Regions from separate parts of the Homo sapiens genome. Here region 2 is linked to region 1. A link is an interaction called in ENCODE POLR2A ChIA-PET data of the cell type or tissue named here. Cell type or tissue: MCF 10A. All regions are shown on one strand. Links, peaks and the distances in the headings refer to the core of each region. The heading gives the core; the rest is flanking DNA.

What was found. ChIA-PET counts read pairs that join two places held together with the same protein. Peaks named below come from ENCODE experiments on the same cell type or tissue, not always from the same donor. Only the 100,000 strongest peaks of a DNase experiment are listed, where the experiment ranks them.
Region 2: POLR2A ChIA-PET joins it to region 1 with 5 read pairs; 1 of 35 experiments calls an interaction of 5 or more read pairs at or near these places.

What each region holds. Positions count from the first base shown.
Region 1 is chr15:63,134,326-63,137,246 of GRCh38, reverse strand. The region is part of intron 5 of LACTB (lactamase beta); the gene reads right to left. Among named protein-coding and RNA genes, the nearest start is that of LACTB, 14 kb to the right of the region's middle. In MCF 10A, for the core only: no CTCF peak of the experiment used is centred there; a DNase peak (open chromatin) is centred at 1,236.
Region 2 is chr15:62,899,352-62,902,272 of GRCh38, reverse strand. No RefSeq gene overlaps it. Among named protein-coding and RNA genes, the nearest start is that of MIR190A, 77 kb to the right of the region's middle. In MCF 10A, for the core only: no CTCF peak of the experiment used is centred there; a DNase peak (open chromatin) is centred at 1,682.

The DNA of each region.
Region 1 (2,921 bases), core at 93-2,592:
CACTTACTGGGTTATTTAGTGTACTTGCCTATACAGAGTATATTTGCTACACAGAATCAGTATAGTTATGTGCCTAAACAGAAACAGTGTCCCCACTGTTCCATTTAAGAAAATCCCAATTTTATTCAAGACAACAACATATCCAGTTAAAAACAATTCTCTTGCCTCCCTTACAGCTAAGTGTGATGTTGTGACTCAAATCTGAGCAAAAGAATTTAAGTGCTATTGTGAGGTGGGATTCTGGTGAGATACTTTTAAACAGGTGACAGACACCGTATGGTACTATTTTAAACACATGCATAAACACACAGAGAAGTGATAAAGAAGAGAAATATTTACTCCTGGAAACATAGTAACTCTAAAAAGCCTTAGTCAGGATATTATAAACAGGTTTATGGTTATACCCAACAAGTCAGTAGACTACATAACGAAGCTGGAAACATTTTTTTCCCCTCAAAATGGTACCATAAAACAAATGAATCCAAACATATATATTTATTAAGTTTTACTTCAAGGTTTTATTTTTGCCTGTATCTTTGAAGAGATTCCTTTTACTCCCTGAACTCCCCCAAAAAGCTGGTGCCTTTAAACTCCTTTAAAATAATTATTACAAAAAAGAATCAGAGTTGAGTTTTAGAGGCCCAAATAGATACTGTATCAAATAAAATAAATAAAGCAAACAGACAAAACATTTTCCTAGGTAACAATATTTCCTCTTTTAGTGCCCTATTTTATTTCAGCAGCCCATTTTATCTAACTAAAATGAATCAACTACCCTTTAGAACCATCGAGAACTACCAAAAATTAAAACAAGACAAAACAAAAAAACCAAACCAAAAGCATCTCAGAGCTGATAGGGACCCTTAACACTAGAGATAGAAACCCATCGCCTTTTTTCAAAGAATAGAAAATAAAATGAGCTAGGCTCACGCCTGTAATCCCAACACTTTGGGAGGCTGAGGAGGGAGGATCATTTGAGGTCAGGAGATCAGCCTGGGAAACACAGCAAGATCTCATCTCTACAAAAAAATTTAAAAATCAGCCAGGTGTGGTGGCACACATCTGTAGTTCCAGCTACTTGGAAGGCTGATACAGGAGGATCACTTGAGCCAGGGAGTTCAAGGCTGCAGTGAGGTATGATTGTGCCACTGCATTCCTGCCTAGGCAACAGAGTGAGATCTTGTCTCAAAAAAAAAAAAAAAAAGAAAAGAAAATGAAATTGACTCACCATCATATGGCATATTTTGATTTTTGCGCAAGTCACAAGTTAATTACTCATCAAGAAAACAGGAAATAATAGCTGCTCTGCAGTCTGCACATTCACAGAGACTTAATTTCTAGCTTAGAAAAGAGGCTCAATGAGTGGACATAACGTCCTTCTCCCCCTTATACACAGAGCTAGACGTCCATTTTCAAACTTTCAGATGTCTAGATCTAAATCATAGTAAGGTCATACATCCATGCCATCTTTACTAGAGAATCTTTTTTTAGATTCAACTGACAACTTCTGGTATTTGTCTTTTGTTTTTGAGACAGGGTCTCATTCCATCATCAGGTTAGAGTGCAGTGGCATGATCACAGCTCACTGCGGCATCAACTTCCTGGGCTCAGGTGATCCTCCCCGCTCAGCCTCCAAGTAGCTGGGACTACAGGCGCATGCCACCATGCCCGGCTGATTTTTTTTGTATTGTCTGACAGGGTTTCACCATGTTGCCCAGGCTGGTCTTGAACACCGAGGCTCAAGCAATCCACCCCTCTTGGCCTCCCAATGGTATTTATCATTTTTCTTGTGCTTTCCAGTAAAATATAATGCTAGATCCAAAAATAATAAACACAAAGAGTCTGAAGTAGTTGAGAACCACAGGCCATTTAAAAAATTAAAATTCATTGCTTGTTGCTAATCTAATTTATTTTGGGTCCCCAAGAAATCTCTTTTAGGCCACAAACTGATTTGCAATGCATATTTAATCCTTTTAAATAAGCTGATAATTGAACAATTATAATTTAAATACAACAGAAGATTGAACAAAACTAGTATGTAGATAAGAACACAAAGCTAAAAAATTTTCCAAAAAAAGCCACCATTTCATCTATTTCTTTATAAAGTACAATTAAACCATTTGTAAAGCATGTACTAATGGAAATATGCAAGGTAAAAGTAATAGTTGATTTGTTAAATGTGCTACCTTTCTAACAAATCAAATAATAAAATGGAAAATAAAATATAACTGTAAAATTCCTATCAGTAATTAACATTCAAAATTCTCTTCCAAAGCCCCTTTCACAAATTACTAGCAAAAATTATAATAAAATTTTAGTTTGACATAGTCCACTGAATGGCTTTCAAACTTTTTTTTTAACCTCAACCCACAGTGAGGAATATATTTCTCCTTTTGACTGAATGAAAACACACACACACACACACACACACACATCACACACACATCACACCCTTCTAAAACAGAAGTTTTATGGAGCAACACAGTGGCCAGTGGCATAGATGGCTGGTTGTTCACAAAATTGACTCTTCTTCATTAGTAATAAAGTAAAGCAAGGCACATGCCTGCTCAGCTACAAATTACATTTCTCAGCCTCCCTTGTCGCAAAGTGTGACCATACAGCTAAGTTTTTGCCAACAGAAGGTGGACAGAAATGAAGTGTGACACTTGCAAGTCTGGAGACCTTAAGGCCCTGAGTACATGCTCCATACCCTTTCTCTTTTCAGGAGGCTGGGGCACCTGCAGGGCTGTGATTGAGCTTCAGGTGTACAGACAGGGACACCACTGTGGAGAGAGGAGCAGTAAGATGGATGAATCTGGCCTCTTAAAGGCTTGTGGGGAACCAATCAGAACAGCTCACCTCAGGAATGCTGCAAGGGGGAATTAAACTTTTATTTTCCTCACGCCACTGCATTTTGGTGC
Region 2 (2,921 bases), core at 172-2,671, 240 kb after region 1:
AATTGCGGTGGGAACTCCAGACAAATCTTTTTGCCACCCCCATGTGGGATCTGTAGCTCTAGCACCTTCTTCCCTATTGTCTGTGAGGCAGGATGGCCCTCCGTAAAACTGTGAAAGGGTGAGGTGTGTCTTTGGCCTGTAAGCAGCCCTCTCCTATAGGCCCCTAGAGGTGGGTTCTCCTCCAACAGTCATCCCTGCTCTGTCCCACTGCCCTCCTCAGGGCCCTGAGGAGCTGAGCAGCTACTCCAGTCACTGACTGGTAATAATGAGGGCAGTGGGTTGGAATCACAGCTGCATCTCTGCAACACTGTAGCTCTGAGGCTGTTTTCTCCTCCATGAGGGATACTGATTACACCTACCCGTGGGTCCTTAGGCACAGGAATAAGGATCAGAATGGAATTGAGGTCCCGTATTTATAAGGTTTTTAAATTGCATTGATCTCTGGCCTCCTAAGAAAGCGTCACTTCTAATCGCCAGCACCAACCCTCCCAGATATTTTAACAGGGCACAATTTTTGAATCTGAAAGGAATAATTCTAATGGTGGATGTGTAAAGTTGTGGAGCTCTTTGGGGGTAAACCCGGCTTTGTGGCACCCTTCGGATCCCACCTCATGCTGCAGCGGAACTCACATTTGCATGGTGCTTCCTAGTTGATAAAGGGGTTGTCACTTTAGTTCAAGATCCCTCCCTTGCTATTCTAGTGGCATCGACTTGCTATTCTAGTGAGGCCTTGTGACTTTCCTACCTGGTAGAGCCTACAAATCCCTCTCTCTCATTCTTTCTTCCTTCCTTTCTTTTTTTAAACCAAGGGATCATGATGAAGCATGGCTGGCTGGGCAGGGAATACGGTGGAAAAAGGGCAGCCTAGGCTGGAAACACCCCAAGCCGGGAGCATCGCCCCCATCTCTGTCACCAGGTCAGAGAAAGAACAGCCAAGCTGAACTGAGGGTTATTTTTAGTCTCAAAGATGCAGCCTTTAAGAACAAACAGCCTAGGAGTGTGCCAAATGAGCGTGGCCCCGGAGGAGGTGTCAGCACGCACCTGCTTCGCGTCGCCCCCGGCCCCTCCGGAAATCAGAGCTGGGGCGGTGTGTGTTTTTCCTCAGGCTGACTTGCAGGGCACCCCGTGTGCCACAGGGTCCTGTGAGGATGGGGTGAGAGCCCCACGCACCATGACCTTTAAAACCAGCCTGGGCCTAACCTGAATGGGCTGTCTCCCTCCAACACCCACCCACAAGAGGAACCAACTTTGCAAGGGCCCCACCTGCCTCATTTGGTGCCATGCTTCTGCCTTCGGCCCCTCCTGCTGCCTTTGTTACCACCCCAGCCCCAGACTGCTGTGGGGTACCTTGGAGTATCATTTTCCTCTTCCTTTCTTGTTTCCTCTCCTAACTTTTCTTCCTTTACTCTCTGTAACACAGGTAATCCATATTCATGGTGGAACAAATTTAAAAATTGAGATAAGCAAAAAAGAAAAATCCCTATGACCAGCCCTCCCCCGGCCGCTGTGAGTGGGCAGACGCTGGCACTCGCTAATATTTGGTTGATGTTTTTCCGGACTTTTTTCTATGCATACTTGCGTATAAGGCACTTATTTTTTTCAAAAGCATGCAATCCCACCCACAGCCTGGCACTGAGGAGCCAGGACAGCCACTCATTCAGGAAGGGCCTCTACCAGTTTGGATGACGAATATTATCTCGCAATCATGACCTGTAGCTCTATGGCAAGAGGCTGTTAGGACATGACATTTCAAAACAGAATTGTTCTGAAATAATTTTTACTTGGCTACAAAGAACAAATAGCAAGAGTGATGCCAGTCTGGGGTAGGATAGGCAGCTGCTGGGCAGATGAAATATTTTTTGTGTAAGGTAGTGATGGTCTTTGTGGAAGGTTACAGTTTTTGCTTTAGCACAGTGCCTGGTCTCTGTGTATTGCACTGCAGTGTTTGATAAAGGCAACTTTCTTCTTCATCCTCACCTGTTCTGGCAGGAATCACTTTGCCTGTGTCAGGCTTTTTTTTCAGCGGTCACCTGATTCAGAACCGCACCCCAGTGTACTGGCTAAGAAGATAGACTATCAAGTAAGGAGGTGTGGGTTCAAATCCTAGCCCTGCCCCTAAATAACTGCGTGAAATTGGGCAAGTGGTTTAGCTTGCTTGTGTCAGATTTCCTCATTTGTAAAACAGGGATGAAGACAGAATATACAGTTCAGGCTTGGGGTGAGAATTCAGTGAAATAAAACAGGGAGAGCACTCAGAAGACGGCATAGCACATAGTGAGTGCTCAAAACTCATTCATTCTTCTTCTGCTATTATTATTTTTTCAACTCTTACTGAACAGATCCTGTGTTAAAGGCACTTGCCCGGATTCCAGTGTAATTTAGGGCAAATTGGTGAACTTACCTCTCTCTTACTTCAGATAGGAGCTCGAGGCAGTTGGGGAATGAGATGAGGGGTAATTTCAGGTGCTTGGATATCAGGGGATTGAATAAGTTTGCATTATGGGGTCACTGGAGCTTGTTGACACATGGGGAAAATGTTAAGAGCAATGTTGCTTTAATTGGGACTCTCATAAACACAGCACTCCCATTGCTGAAGGTGGGTCTTGAGTACATCGGGGTCCAACGTGCTATTCATGCTACTTTTGTGTATGTGTGAGAGCTTCCGTAATACAACGTTTTTATACAGGTATAGGTGTGTGCGTCCTGAAAAAAAATCTACAAGCACTCTATTTTTCTTTCATCCTTTTACCGAATTGTTTTAATATGCCTTTTATACAATGCTCATGAATCTTTTTTGTTAAGACCACAAAAGCAATAAAAATGCATCCTCCTTGGACATACTGGTGTTGAGAGAAGCCACAGCTGGTCTATTACAAGGTTTTCACTCTGGCGATCACATTTTATTGCACTGATGACATGCA